3 separate regions of the Homo sapiens genome follow, and all the other regions are linked to region 3. Evidence: chromatin contacts called from ENCODE Hi-C or POLR2A ChIA-PET data. All regions are on one chromosome and are shown on one strand. Each heading gives the region's core, a stretch centred on a gene start or an enhancer-like site at or near the end of the contact. The rest is flanking DNA. Distances are from core to core; before and after follow the strand shown. Region 1 overlaps PODXL (podocalyxin like). Region 2 overlaps LINC-PINT (long intergenic non-protein coding RNA, p53 induced transcript). Region 3 has its middle 96 kb from the start of MKLN1-AS.

Region 1 (4,333 bases), core at 1,334-3,833, 270 kb before region 3:
AGTAGCTGGGATTACAGGTGCCCACCACCACGCCCGCCTAATTTTTGTATTTTTACTAGAGATGGGGTTTCGCCATGTTGGCCAGGCTAGTCTCGAACTCCTGACCTCAAGCAATCCGCCTGCCTCAGCCTCCCAAAGTGCTGGGATTACAGGTGTGAGTCACCACGCCTGGACTGGAGTCAGGGAGACTTGGTTAGTCCTGGCCCTGACCTTGAGGAAGTCAGTCAGATGAGCTCTTTGGGCATCAGGTTCCTCATCTGCACAGCAGGGATAACCTCCTTGCAGAGCTGGTCTGAGGATTCATTGATAGAAGCAGGCCTAGGTGTTCTGTCTAACCAAAAATTCTTCTGCCTACCTTACTAGAATTCTCGCCATGATGGTGCCACCCAGACCCTGTGGTTCTCACTCCTGCCTGCACACCGTGGGGAACTTTAGAAAAATTCCCTTGCCTGACTGCCTCCCACACCAATTCAAACAATCTCTGAGTCCATCAGTGTAGTTGTTAAAAGCTCCCCAGGTGATTCTAGCATACACTCAAGGTTGTGTTTGAGAGGGACAGAAAGCGCCTCTGCCAGATGGCTGCTGTCTGCCGCAGGGATGATTCTAGAGACACCGTACCCATCCTGCCCAGGCTTGAGGGCTCAGTCACCCAGCCCGAGAGAGGTCATTTTTTAATAGTGTTTTTCCCATTCATTATGATAGGTGAGGTAGGTGCCTGGAGAGGAGGTTTTGGGGGAAGGGATGAAGGGGAGGAGAGAGCTTAGAGGACTCTGGAGAACAAAGTCCATCTCCACTAACTTCACAGGTTCTGCCACCAGGGTGAGGGTGAGGGGCAAGTCTTTGTTCCCAACTAGTTCCGGGCAGGCTGAGAGCCAGAATGACCACCAGGAGCAGCCAGCCCCACAGGCGAGCAATGAGGGCCTGCTTTAGCTACAGTGGGGCTCCTGAGTGGGAGGGGTACGTACATGCGCTGTATTAAGCTCAGAGCCCTCTGAAACCCCCTTCTCACCGGTCACCTTCCCCACTCTAGCAGCGGCTAACAGAGGAGCTGCAGACAGTGGAGAATGGTTACCATGACAACCCAACACTGGAAGTGATGGAGACCTCTTCTGAGATGCAGGAGAAGAAGGTGGTCAGCCTCAACGGGGAGCTGGGGGACAGCTGGATCGTCCCTCTGGACAACCTGACCAAGGACGACCTGGATGAGGAGGAAGACACACACCTCTAGTCCGGTCTGCCGGTGGCCTCCAGCAGCACCACAGAGCTCCAGACCAACCACCCCAAGTGCCGTTTGGATGGGGAAGGGAAAGACTGGGGAGGGAGAGTGAACTCCGAGGGGTGTCCCCTCCCAATCCCCCCAGGGCCTTAATTTTTCCCTTTTCAACCTGAACAAATCACATTCTGTCCAGATTCCTCTTGTAAAATAACCCACTAGTGCCTGAGCTCAGTGCTGCTGGATGATGAGGGAGATCAAGAAAAAGCCACGTAAGGGACTTTATAGATGAACTAGTGGAATCCCTTCATTCTGCAGTGAGATTGCCGAGACCTGAAGAGGGTAAGTGACTTGCCCAAGGTCAGAGCCACTTGGTGACAGAGCCAGGATGAGAACAAAGATTCCATTTGCACCATGCCACACTGCTGTGTTCACATGTGCCTTCCGTCCAGAGCAGTCCCGGGCAGGGGTGAAACTCCAGCAGGTGGCTGGGCTGGAAAGGAGGGCAGGGCTACATCCTGGCTCGGTGGGATCTGACGACCTGAAAGTCCAGCTCCCAAGTTTTCCTTCTCCTACCCCAGCCTCGTGTACCCATCTTCCCACCCTCTATGTTCTTACCCCTCCCTACACTCAGTGTTTGTTCCCACTTACTCTGTCCTGGGGCCTCTGGGATTAGCACAGGTTATTCATAACCTTGAACCCCTTGTTCTGGATTCGGATTTTCTCACATTTGCTTCGTGAGATGGGGGCTTAACCCACACAGGTCTCCGTGCGTGAACCAGGTCTGCTTAGGGGACCTGCGTGCAGGTGAGGAGAGAAGGGGACACTCGAGTCCAGGCTGGTATCTCAGGGCAGCTGATGAGGGGTCAGCAGGAACACTGGCCCATTGCCCCTGGCACTCCTTGCAGAGGCCACCCACGATCTTCTTTGGGCTTCCATTTCCACCAGGGACTAAAATCTGCTGTAGCTAGTGAGAGCAGCGTGTTCCTTTTGTTGTTCACTGCTCAGCTGATGGGAGTGATTCCCTGAGACCCAGTATGAAAGAGCAGTGGCTGCAGGAGAGGCCTTCCCGGGGCCCCCCATCAGCGATGTGTCTTCAGAGACAATCCATTAAAGCAGCCAGGAAGGACAGGCTTTCCCCTGTATATCATAGGAAACTCAGGGACATTTCAAGTTGCTGAGAGTTTTGTTATAGTTGTTTTCTAACCCAGCCCTCCACTGCCAAAGGCCAAAAGCTCAGACAGTTGGCAGACGTCCAGTTAGCTCATCTCACTCACTCTGATTCTCCTGTGCCACAGGAAAAGAGGGCCTGGAAAGCGCAGTGCATGCTGGGTGCATGAAGGGCAGCCTGGGGGACAGACTGTTGTGGGAACGTCCCACTGTCCTGGCCTGGAGCTAGGCCTTGCTGTTCCTCTTCTCTGTGAGCCTAGTGGGGCTGCTGCGGTTCTCTTGCAGTTTCTGGTGGCATCTCAGGGGAACACAAAGCTATGTCTATTCCCCAATATAGGACTTTTATGGGCTCGGCAGTTAGCTGCCATGTAGAAGGCTCCTAAGCAGTGGGCATGGTGAGGTTTCATCTGATTGAGAAGGGGGAATCCTGTGTGGAATGTTGAACTTTCGCCATGGTCTCCATCGTTCTGGGCGTAAATTCCCTGGGATCAAGTAGGAAAATGGGCAGAACTGCTTAGGGGAATGAAATTGCCATTTTTCGGGTGAAACGCCACACCTCCAGGGTCTTAAGAGTCAGGCTCCGGCTGTAGTAGCTCTGATGAAATAGGCTATCCACTCGGGATGGCTTACTTTTTAAAAGGGTAGGGGGAGGGGCTGGGGAAGATCTGTCCTGCACCATCTGCCTAATTCCTTCCTCACAGTCTGTAGCCATCTGATATCCTAGGGGAAAAGGAAGGCCAGGGGTTCACATAGGGCCCCAGCGAGTTTCCCAGGAGTTAGAGGGATGCGAGGCTAACAAGTTCCAAAAACATCTGCCCCGATGCTCTAGTGTTTGGAGGTGGGCAGGATGGAGAACAGTGCCTGTTTGGGGGAAAACAGGAAATCTTGTTAGGCTTGAGTGAGGTGTTTGCTTCCTTCTTGCCCAGCGCTGGGTTCTCTCCACCCAGTAGGTTTTCTGTTGTGGTCCCGTGGGAGAGGCCAGACTGGATTATTCCTCCTTTGCTGATCCTGGGTCACACTTCACCAGCCAGGGCTTTTGACGGAGACAGCAAATAGGCCTCTGCAAATCAATCAAAGGCTGCAACCCTATGGCCTCTTGGAGACAGATGATGACTGGCAAGGACTAGAGAGCAGGAGTGCCTGGCCAGGTCGGTCCTGACTCTCCTGACTCTCCATCGCTCTGTCCAAGGAGAACCCGGAGAGGCTCTGGGCTGATTCAGAGGTTACTGCTTTATATTCGTCCAAACTGTGTTAGTCTAGGCTTAGGACAGCTTCAGAATCTGACACCTTGCCTTGCTCTTGCCACCAGGACACCTATGTCAACAGGCCAAACAGCCATGCATCTATAAAGGTCATCATCTTCTGCCACCTTTACTGGGTTCTAAATGCTCTCTGATAATTCAGAGAGCATTGGGTCTGGGAAGAGGTAAGAGGAACACTAGAAGCTCAGCATGACTTAAACAGGTTGTAGCAAAGACAGTTTATCATCAGCTCTTTCAGTGGTAAACTGTGGTTTCCCCAAGCTGCACAGGAGGCCAGAAACCACAAGTATGATGACTAGGAAGCCTACTGTCATGAGAGTGGGGAGACAGGCAGCAAAGCTTATGAAGGAGGTACAGAATATTCTTTGCGTTGTAAGACAGAATACGGGTTTAATCTAGTCTAGGCACCAGATTTTTTTCCCGCTTGATAAGGAAAGCTAGCAGAAAGTTTATTTAAACCACTTCTTGAGCTTTATCTTTTTTGACAATATACTGGAGAAACTTTGAAGAACAAGTTCAAACTGATACATATACACATATTTTTTTGATAATGTAAATACAGTGACCATGTTAACCTACCCTGCACTGCTTTAAGTGAACATACTTTGAAAAAGCATTATGTTAGCTGAGTGATGGCCAAGTTTTTTCTCTGGACAGGAATGTAAATGTCTTACTGGAAATGACAAGT
Region 2 (4,244 bases), core at 36-2,535, 340 kb after region 3:
CAAACTCCCAATTCCGAGCAGTCCTACAGTCGGCCCCTTCCACAGGGCGTAGCCCTGTCATTCCACCTCAAACGTCGTACACACTCGGCCTGTCCTACAAAGCCCTTCGTGATAAGGCCTGCTTCTCCTTCCCACCTTGTGGGACCCCCGACCCTGGAACCCCGAGCTGCAGAGCTGGAGAGAATGCACTCTGTTGTTTGGTATACGTGTTCCTTGAAACATTCACTCCTCCCCATTTTCCTTCGGTGTTTAACCTGTTCTTCCTTTAAAATTCGGCTTTTCCTTTAAAATCCAGCCTGGAGCTCCCCAATGAAGACTTCTGTGGCGCTGCAGGCAAAACTCACCACCTGCAGAGTCTCTGCTCTCCCTTGTCAAATACGCGTTTGTGACATACATTGGAAGGCATCGGGCACATTTCTGTCATCTGTGTGACTGTGGACCTCTGCCGCAGGGGTCATGTCCTTTCCCTTTACAGTGCTTGATGAGGTACACGTCTTGTCAATGTTTGTCACGGACTGAAACTTAACACATTAGAGAGGACAGCAAAGTCAGTTGACTCTAAATTGTTAAGGCACAAGCTCTGTGAGTTCAGAAGAGACATGTGCCAGAATCGGTCCAGGGAGGTTCTTAGAACCTACCAGTTCTAAGTAGGAGTTCTTAGAACCTACCAGTTCTAAGTAGGAATTCTTAGAACTGGAAGGTCAAAGCTTTGTACATGTGAAATAGATCAAACAATAAAAAGAATTCCATGTAGAATAGCTCAGTGTCTGTGGCTCCTAATGGCTCCCCCATTCTCTGCACCAGCCAGCGGGAGGAGAAAGCCTGCAGAGTGGGGGCAGCGGAGACAGAACATCTTAACCCCAGCAGAGGCTTTATCTAAGGAAGTAGAGCGAATGCCCTGAAGGTGGGTTGGACTTAGGTGGTGGAAAGGTTTCAAATGCACTCTGTTATCTTGCAGGTAGTGGCTGCCATTTATTACTTTAGAAAACCATGGCGACTTCATCAAAGTGGTGTTTTAGAAAGATGATCCAGGGCCGTCTTTTCCCTTTGAGAGTGGGAGGTGCCCTGTGGCCCTACCTTCATTTTCTGTGATGGTATTCCCAGTGGTTTCCTCCCTGTGGCTTTGCGGCTTAGTGGTGAACCAAGAGGCTTAGGATGCAGGTGCAAAGCCCCTCTACTCTTTAATGCCTCACTTCAAGGTGCAGGATCTTTCCCTCTGTAAACAAAGGCTTTCCTTCTGGCACTGCCCTTGACCTGCTCAGAGCTGTTCTCTGATCCTTTGGGTCTCTCTGCCCTCGTGACTGGCAGTGACCTGCTAGGCAGCAACCCCCACGCAGCAGGTGGTCCTCCAGAGCTGAGTCACCACCCCGGGAACCGTGCCCTGGTGAGGCCATCCAAGGTAGACCGGCACAGGGCGGGTGTGAGTGGCCTCTCCACCTGGCCCCTCGGTCTGGGAGGGCTCTTTCAGCTTGACAGAGAGAGCAAAGGAAACTCGGATTTTTGGCAAAGCAGAAAAACATTTTACCTGTGATCACAGTTATGGGCCTTGGTCAGTCATTTGATTTCAGCACACCCAAATTGTCCATTTACAGATACCTTGAGACATGGAAAGGGAGGAAATTTTTTAATGATGTTTTAAGATTCTGTTTGACCTCATGAATTAAGAGCGGTGAGAAGTAATAGAACACGGAGAGATACCTAAGCCATTGATTGATATTGTAGGCAATAAACAAGTGAGATTCAGATTATTTTTAAAAATTTTTTTCATGGGCACTGATGGATGTTTAAAAAATTATGACGTGTTCTGTTCATGACGCGTTCTGTTCATTTCCAGAGAAGAGAAAAATGTGGTTGCTTTTGAAAGGAGGTTTTTTGTTTTGTTTTGTTTTGTTTTTAAACGTCTAGCTTATTCATTACACCAGCGAATAGCAATGACCTCAGTCTAAAAAGCAAGTTAACCATCATCTCTCTCCTTGCCTGGGAAAAGAAGCCTTTATCTAAGTAGCCAAAAGATGGGCAAGGCTGACCACCCAGTCATTTCGGCTGATCAGGATTTTCCAAAAAACAAAAAGCTCTCTGTTTTCACAACTGAGTGACAACTCTTAGGAAATACTACCAGCTTACTCAGTTTGAGTAAGGCCATGGAGAAGTCTGGTGACAGTCAGTTGCCTGGATGCACATGTTACACATGGCTAACGATGCTGTCACCACTGGGAGCTTTCAGAATTGGAGAAAATAACACCGTGTCTCTTGCTTTCTGAACATGGAATTTTTAACTTTTTTTTTTTTTTTTTCTGGAGACAGAGTCTCGCTCTGGCGCCCAGGCTGGAGTGCAGTGGCATGATCTCAGCTCACTACAACCTCCACCTCCCGGGTTCAAACAATTCTCCTGCCTCAGCCTCCCAAGTAGCTGGGATTACAGGTGCCCACCACCACGCCTGGCTAATTTCTGTATTTTTAGTAGAGATGGGGTTTTGCCATGTTGGCCAAGCCGGTGTTGAACCCCTGGCCTCAGGTGATCCACCCACCTCAGCCTCCCAAAGTGCTGGGATTACAGGCATGAGCCACCCCATGCCCAGCTGGAATTTTTTAACTTAAAAAAAAAAAGTTTCAGTGTTTGTCCTTACCCATTATGTGCCCAGTTAGTTCTATACCAGTGAAAGTTCCCCCCAAAAGAAAAAGAAAAAGAAAAAAAAGACTGTCATTTTCTTGAGCAGCTTTCTTGAGCTCTGTGTGTGTATGCCTATGTCTGGGGCATACACAAGGACTCTGGCAGGCCCACTAAACTCTACCACGTAGTTGCCAGATATGCTGTAAACTGTCACCTGGAAGTTGGGATTTACTCTTTTATTTTTCTGTTTATTTTGCATGAGTACTGTATGTATAAAAAAGTAGCCACATATGGATGGTCAAAGGGTTTCCTAGAAATATGGATAGTCAGAGGGCTTCCTAGAAATATGGATGGTCAAAGGTATCCTAGTTTTTCAGGTAAACTCCACTAGAAACCAGAACCATATCCCAATTCCATAGCCTTTATTATTTCAGATCAATAGAAGCAGAATCAAAATGCATTTGGAGCTTAGAGGTCAATTGATTTGGAAACCACTCCGGTGCAAAGAATCTCTAGATTCATTGATTTTGGAGTATTGTTTAGGGGAAAAGGACTTTAAAGGCTGGGCGGGGAAGCTTTATTCCTTTTTTTTTTTTTTTTTTTTTTTTTTTTTTCAGAAGACATTTATGAGTTTATTGATTTGGCACATTTCCAGAGGACAATTCAGTGACATATACCAACATGTACAACAGATTCATCTTTTGACCCAACTTTTTCACTCTTTTTTTTTTTATTTTTTTTTATTTAATGTTTTTTTTTTATTATACTCTAAGTTTTAGGGTACATGTGCACATTGTGCAGGTTAGTTACATATGTATACATGTGCCATGCTGGTGCGCTGCACCCACTAACGTGTCATCTAGCATTAGGTATATCTCCCAATGCTATCCCTCCCCCCTCCCCCGACCCCACCACAGTCCCCAGAGTGTGATATTCCCCTTCCTGTGTCCATGTGATCTCATTGTTCAATTCCCACCTATGAGTGAGAATATGCGGTGTTTGGTTTTTTGTTCTTGCGATAGTTTGCTGAGAATGATGGTTTCCAATTTCATCCATGTCCCTACAAAGGACATGAACTCATCATTTTTTATGGCTGCATAGTATTCCATGGTGTATATGTGCCACATTTTCTTAACTTTATAACCTGTGTGGGGCAGGAGAATTAACCTGCTTTTGGATTAGAGGCTGCAAAAAAGCCAGTTCTGGTGACCACACTAAAAAGATTAATGAGCACTTAGCACCAAATTAAATACCCCCCTGCCCCCGCCTTTATGAAAGTGGAGTTCATAGTACAAATGTGACAGCGTTAAACATTGAAGCCATTCGAAGGAACCTGGGAAGTACTCAGGCACCGATGAGTTAAAAACACAGAGACATCCAGTAAGTGAGTTCCCGCTGGGCACGGGTCTGTTTATCTTGCCTTTCTGAAGTCAGAGCCAACATTCTTAATGGTTTTGAATGATTCAGAATGTTTCTTTTTTGGCAGGGCCAGTTTCCACGCATGGGCTTATGACTAAAACCCCTTAGGTGAGGTCCAAAGCAGAAACCAGCCTCACACTTAATGTCGTATTTCAGAATCATCTTATTTTAGAGCAAAAGGAAAACTATTAAATATAGCTTGCTTATTTCAGAC
Region 3 (4,153 bases), core at 525-3,024:
TATGTTATAACCCTGTCATGACGCAAAATATAAACTTTATTTTTATTTATTTATTTATTTATTTATTTATTTATTTTTTGGAGACAGGGTCTCCTTCTGTCACCCAGGCTGGAGTGCAGTGGCATCGTAGATCACTACAATCTCAATCTCCTGAGCTCAAGGGATCTCCCACCTCAGCCTCCCGAATAGCTAGGACCACAGGCACATACTATCTTGCCCGGCTAATAATTTCATTTTTGGGTTTTGCTTTGTTTTTTTGTTTGTTTGTTTTTTGCCAAGACAGAATCTCGCTATGTTGCTCAGGCTGGTCTCGAACTCGTGGGCTCAAACAATCCTTCCTCCTCGGCCTCCCAAAGTGCTGAGATTACAGGCAAGAGCCACCATGCCCGGTCTAAACTTCGTTTTGAATTAAACACTTACGCCACTTTCTTTGTACTTATTATTTATGCACTCATTTCACTCATTCCCTCCTTCCACAATTATTTGCTGAGTCCCCGCTTTAAGCACATAAAGTGAGCATCATACTCAGTGGTTGCCTTTCCTCATGATCAGTGCTTTTCTCTTCCTAATTATTAATTATTTTTATTTATTTATTTATTTTTTGGAGATGGGGTCTCCCTCTGTCACCCAGGCTGGAGTGCAGTGGCATCGTAGCTCACTTCAATCTCAACCTCCCAAGCTCCTTTCACTGTGTGCACACCAAGCTCACTCTCTAGTTATCTTTGCTGGTAAACTCGTGTATGTACTAAAAATGTATTCAATTGAGGAGTACAGTTTTTCATTTTAACAAAAAGCACACAAACTTCCCTAGTTCACTGCCAAAAACTCAATATTCTTTTAACTATTTGCGAGATTGGCAAATCAGTTAATCATTGGATGTCATTATAATTCTAGGAAGGTGATGGAAAGCCAATCAATATCACTATAATTATAAAGTAATAGATTCAAAAGACTTCTCTGAGACCTGGTTGCCAAGCTTATTCCAATGTTATATTAACAGTTTATATATATAAAACCCCCTCACCTAAACCAATCCTATAAATTTTTCATGTGTGTAGTTACAAGAATCTAATCAAAAGGAAAACTACTCTTTTATTTCTTTGTGGCAAAGGAGCTAACATTTCTACATGAACTGAAATGAAAAAACTTAATAACATCACTGGGATCTATAATTTTTTGTTCTGACATCTTTAATCACTTCGCTATTAGAGTATCTTTATTATAATTTCTCAATTTGTGCTAATAATGAGACCTTTTACATGTTCTTCAATAAGTCAATTTCAGAACGTGTTTTTAATATTTTTTAAATGCTGGAGAAAAATTTTTATATGGAGGTAGGAAGCAAAGTTAAAATCAATCACTGATCCAAATAAATAAAATATGATGTATATAACATTAAAAAATTATAGGAATGAATTTTTTGTTTGTGTTTTTCTGTGTCCTTCATGTTCGCTGAACTAAATATTATAATTTCAGTAATTTTTAACACTCTAAAGGAGAAAATATTGTAATAATATTTGGCTAGGTAAAATAAGAATCACACGTTTTATTTTTATTTTGCGACATTTGTGGTTCTTCAGCATGACATTGGCATTCTTCCTCTTCTGATGCAACTTCCTTCTCTGTTTCATTTTGTTTTGGTTGAAGTTGTTTCAACCTCCCCCTTCTCTGAGCAGTCTTTCAGCTTGTCTGAGGTTTTGAGCTGTCACTTTGTTTTCTGAATATCTACTTTTGTTTTTGGTGGCAACACCTACATATAAACATCTAGCCACCCATCCAAATGGACACACACCTACACACACTCAGACTCATAGACACACAGACGCAGATCTGCACGCACGAGCATGCACACATGCCCAGCCTCAACGCATCCATCCTCCTGCAGAGAGTTCAAACCACTCCAGCTGTTTCCTGGCCCTGGCCACAAGAGCAACAGTAGAGTTCTAATGTCAGTTCTCTGATTGGAACCAGCACTAATAAATGCTGCTGCTTCCAAGGAAGCCCTTACGTCACCTGGACCAAGGGGAAGACAGCTGTACAGGTTCAAGACGATGGAGCCAAGTGCTTCAGGCTGCATGTAGTGATACACAGGGGGAAGAAACGAGAATTGGGGTTGTACCTGAAGTGCTTTGTCCCAACTATCTTTTGACAGCCATGTACTGATAGGTTAAGACTCAGTTCCTAAGTATCAACTCTCTGAATCTTTTCCTGACATGCTAACTGTCCCTCCTCTGTACCGCTACAATCCTGTAGTTAAATGTTTATCTTCTCCTCTCCTGCCCTGCCAGGCCCATCAGATTTAAAACCTTTTTTTTTTTTTTTTTTTTTTTGAGACAGAGTCTTGCTCTGTCACCCAGGCTGGAGTGCAGTGGTACGATCTCCGCTCACTGCAACCTCGGCCTCCCAGGTTCAAACGATTCTCGTGCCTCGGCCTCCCAAGTAGCTGGGACTACAGGCGTCACCACCACGCCCAGCTAACTTCTGTATTTTTAGTAGAGACGGGGTTTCACCATGTTGGCCAGGTTGGTCTCGAACTCCTGACCTCAAGTGATCCATCTGCCTCGGCCTCCCAAAGTGCTGGGATTACAGGTGTGAGCCACTGTGCCCGGCCAAAAGAGACATATAAACAGAAGCCATGATGTCCCGGTCAGTCGCAAGATGAGATGGAGGCTCCCCATGCCATTACTCTCCCAGACTCAGTCAGGGCTTATATACTGTAGGGAAGGAAGGCACAGGGCAATTGAAATTGACCCTGCAGGGAAAGGCAAGAATGCCATGTGAACCTGACTAATGGTAGGATTTATGATTAAGGTTGTTTTGACCTAAGGGCAAGATGTATGGTAAATACATGCTCTTACATAAAGAACAACAGATAAACTGGAAATCTTAGAAGCCTTCCCAGAACTGGGGTTAATCAGAAGTCAACATGACGGATCAACATCCAAGGTGCTTTGGCCCCTACAAGGGACTACATATGAAAGTAACTCAGCAGCAAACAGAGCAGCTGCCTCCTCATCATCCCCACCACTGGGATTTCTTCTGGTGACCAATAAATAAGTTTGTAAATCAAATATAAAATACTAAGCCCTCCAACTAAACAGACCCCCTTTTGGCCAAGGGGGCCCCAGAAAATCCCAAAAAACTGAATTCCCAGCCATGATGAGAAGGGAGGTGGGACACACCTCCTTATACCTCCTCCCTTTTGGATTTGGGCACAACTGACCCATATTAATATTAAAATAGAGACCATAAGACTGTCAAAACAGACTTTTTATGGCAGTAAGATACCAAATTATAAACAAGACCCAAGGCCATGCCAGGCAAGGGTTAAGTCACACCCTACAAACCACAGAATCTTGTTAAATGGGTTTTTAAAAATTAACCTGGTATAATGAGGCTTACTTTCCAACCTGACTCTAATATAGCATCACAGGACAGCAGACCCTGAAGGAAATCAAAATATTTTACCCCGAAGTATATTTCTTTGACATAATTTGAAGTAGCCCTGCAAAGCCATCACGAAACAGGGAAACCTGCATCTGTAGAGAATCTCTGTTAATGCAGCCAGCCTTTGTTAGATCTAAGAGAGATTCACCGCCTAAGTGTGGTGGCTTGGGCTTGTAATCCTAGCACTTCGGGAGGCTGAGGCAGGAGGATCACTTGAGCCCAGGAGTTCGACACCAGCCCGGGCAACATGGCAAGACCCCATTACTACGAATAAAAAAAATCAGCAGCCTGTGGAGGCGTGGGCTTGTGGTCCCAGCTCCTCAGGATGCGGAAGCAGAAGGATCACCTGAGCCCAGGAGGTTGAGGAGGCAGTGAGCTGTGGTCTTGTCACCACATGTGTCCAGCCTGGGTAAGAGAGTGAAACCCTGTCTCAAAACAACAACAACAACAACAACACACACACACATGTCTGAAAAGAGACATTGACCATCTATTCTCTCAGAGGGCTGTGATATAGGAGGCTTCCTCTACGTAACAAAGCCCTTGGTCCCCACAACTCCTCTACCTTAACTCAGACATTTCTTTCAACTAACTTCAGATCTTTAGATAATAGCTTAACTCTCTCAACCAATCGGGTGTGGGGGTGGGGGATGGGCATCACACACTGGGGCCTGTGGGCAGGTGGGGGGCTAGAGGAGGAATAGCA

Evidence for each region. A loop is a pair of places that touch in the nucleus more often than their neighbours do. ChIA-PET counts read pairs that join two places held with the same protein, here RNA polymerase II (POLR2A). Pooled maps may share reads with other maps.
Region 1: a loop to region 3 is called in a map of naive thymus-derived CD4-positive, alpha-beta T cell, with 10 times the contacts of the local background. The contact joins two enhancer-like sites. A Hi-C loop is called at or near these places in 1 of 168 maps with a recorded cell type or tissue (naive thymus-derived CD4-positive, alpha-beta T cell), 1 of 37 single-sample maps with no recorded cell type and 10 of 50 pooled maps. POLR2A ChIA-PET finds 5 or more read pairs at or near these places in 1 of 52 experiments (WTC11).
Region 2: a loop to region 3 is called in a pooled map, with 5 times the contacts of the local background. The contact joins two enhancer-like sites. A Hi-C loop is called at or near these places in 6 of 50 pooled maps. POLR2A ChIA-PET finds 5 or more read pairs at or near these places in 8 of 52 experiments (A673, PC-3, Panc1 and 5 more).

Annotation. Positions count from the first base shown.
Region 1 is chr7:131,501,206-131,505,538 of GRCh38, reverse strand. PODXL (podocalyxin like) reads left to right here. Exons shown (of 9, transcript NM_001018111.3): 9 at 1,031-4,333. The coding sequence ends at 1,228. Among named protein-coding and RNA genes, the nearest start is that of PODXL, 53 kb to the left of the region's middle. Within about 2 kb of position 2,583, at least 15 of the 41 ENCODE cell types and tissues checked have a DNase peak (open chromatin) inside an H3K27ac peak, as active enhancers do.
Region 2 is chr7:130,891,437-130,895,680 of GRCh38, reverse strand. The region is part of intron 6 of LINC-PINT (long intergenic non-protein coding RNA, p53 induced transcript); the gene reads left to right. Among named protein-coding and RNA genes, the nearest start is that of MIR29B1, 16 kb to the right of the region's middle. Within about 2 kb of position 1,285, at least 31 of the 41 ENCODE cell types and tissues checked have a DNase peak (open chromatin) inside an H3K27ac peak, as active enhancers do.
Region 3 is chr7:131,229,297-131,233,449 of GRCh38, reverse strand. It overlaps a transcript of MKLN1 not described here. Among named protein-coding and RNA genes, the nearest start is that of MKLN1-AS, 96 kb to the left of the region's middle. RefSeq lists enhancers at 1,554-1,603, 2,014-2,063. Within about 2 kb of position 1,774, at least 17 of the 41 ENCODE cell types and tissues checked have a DNase peak (open chromatin) inside an H3K27ac peak, as active enhancers do.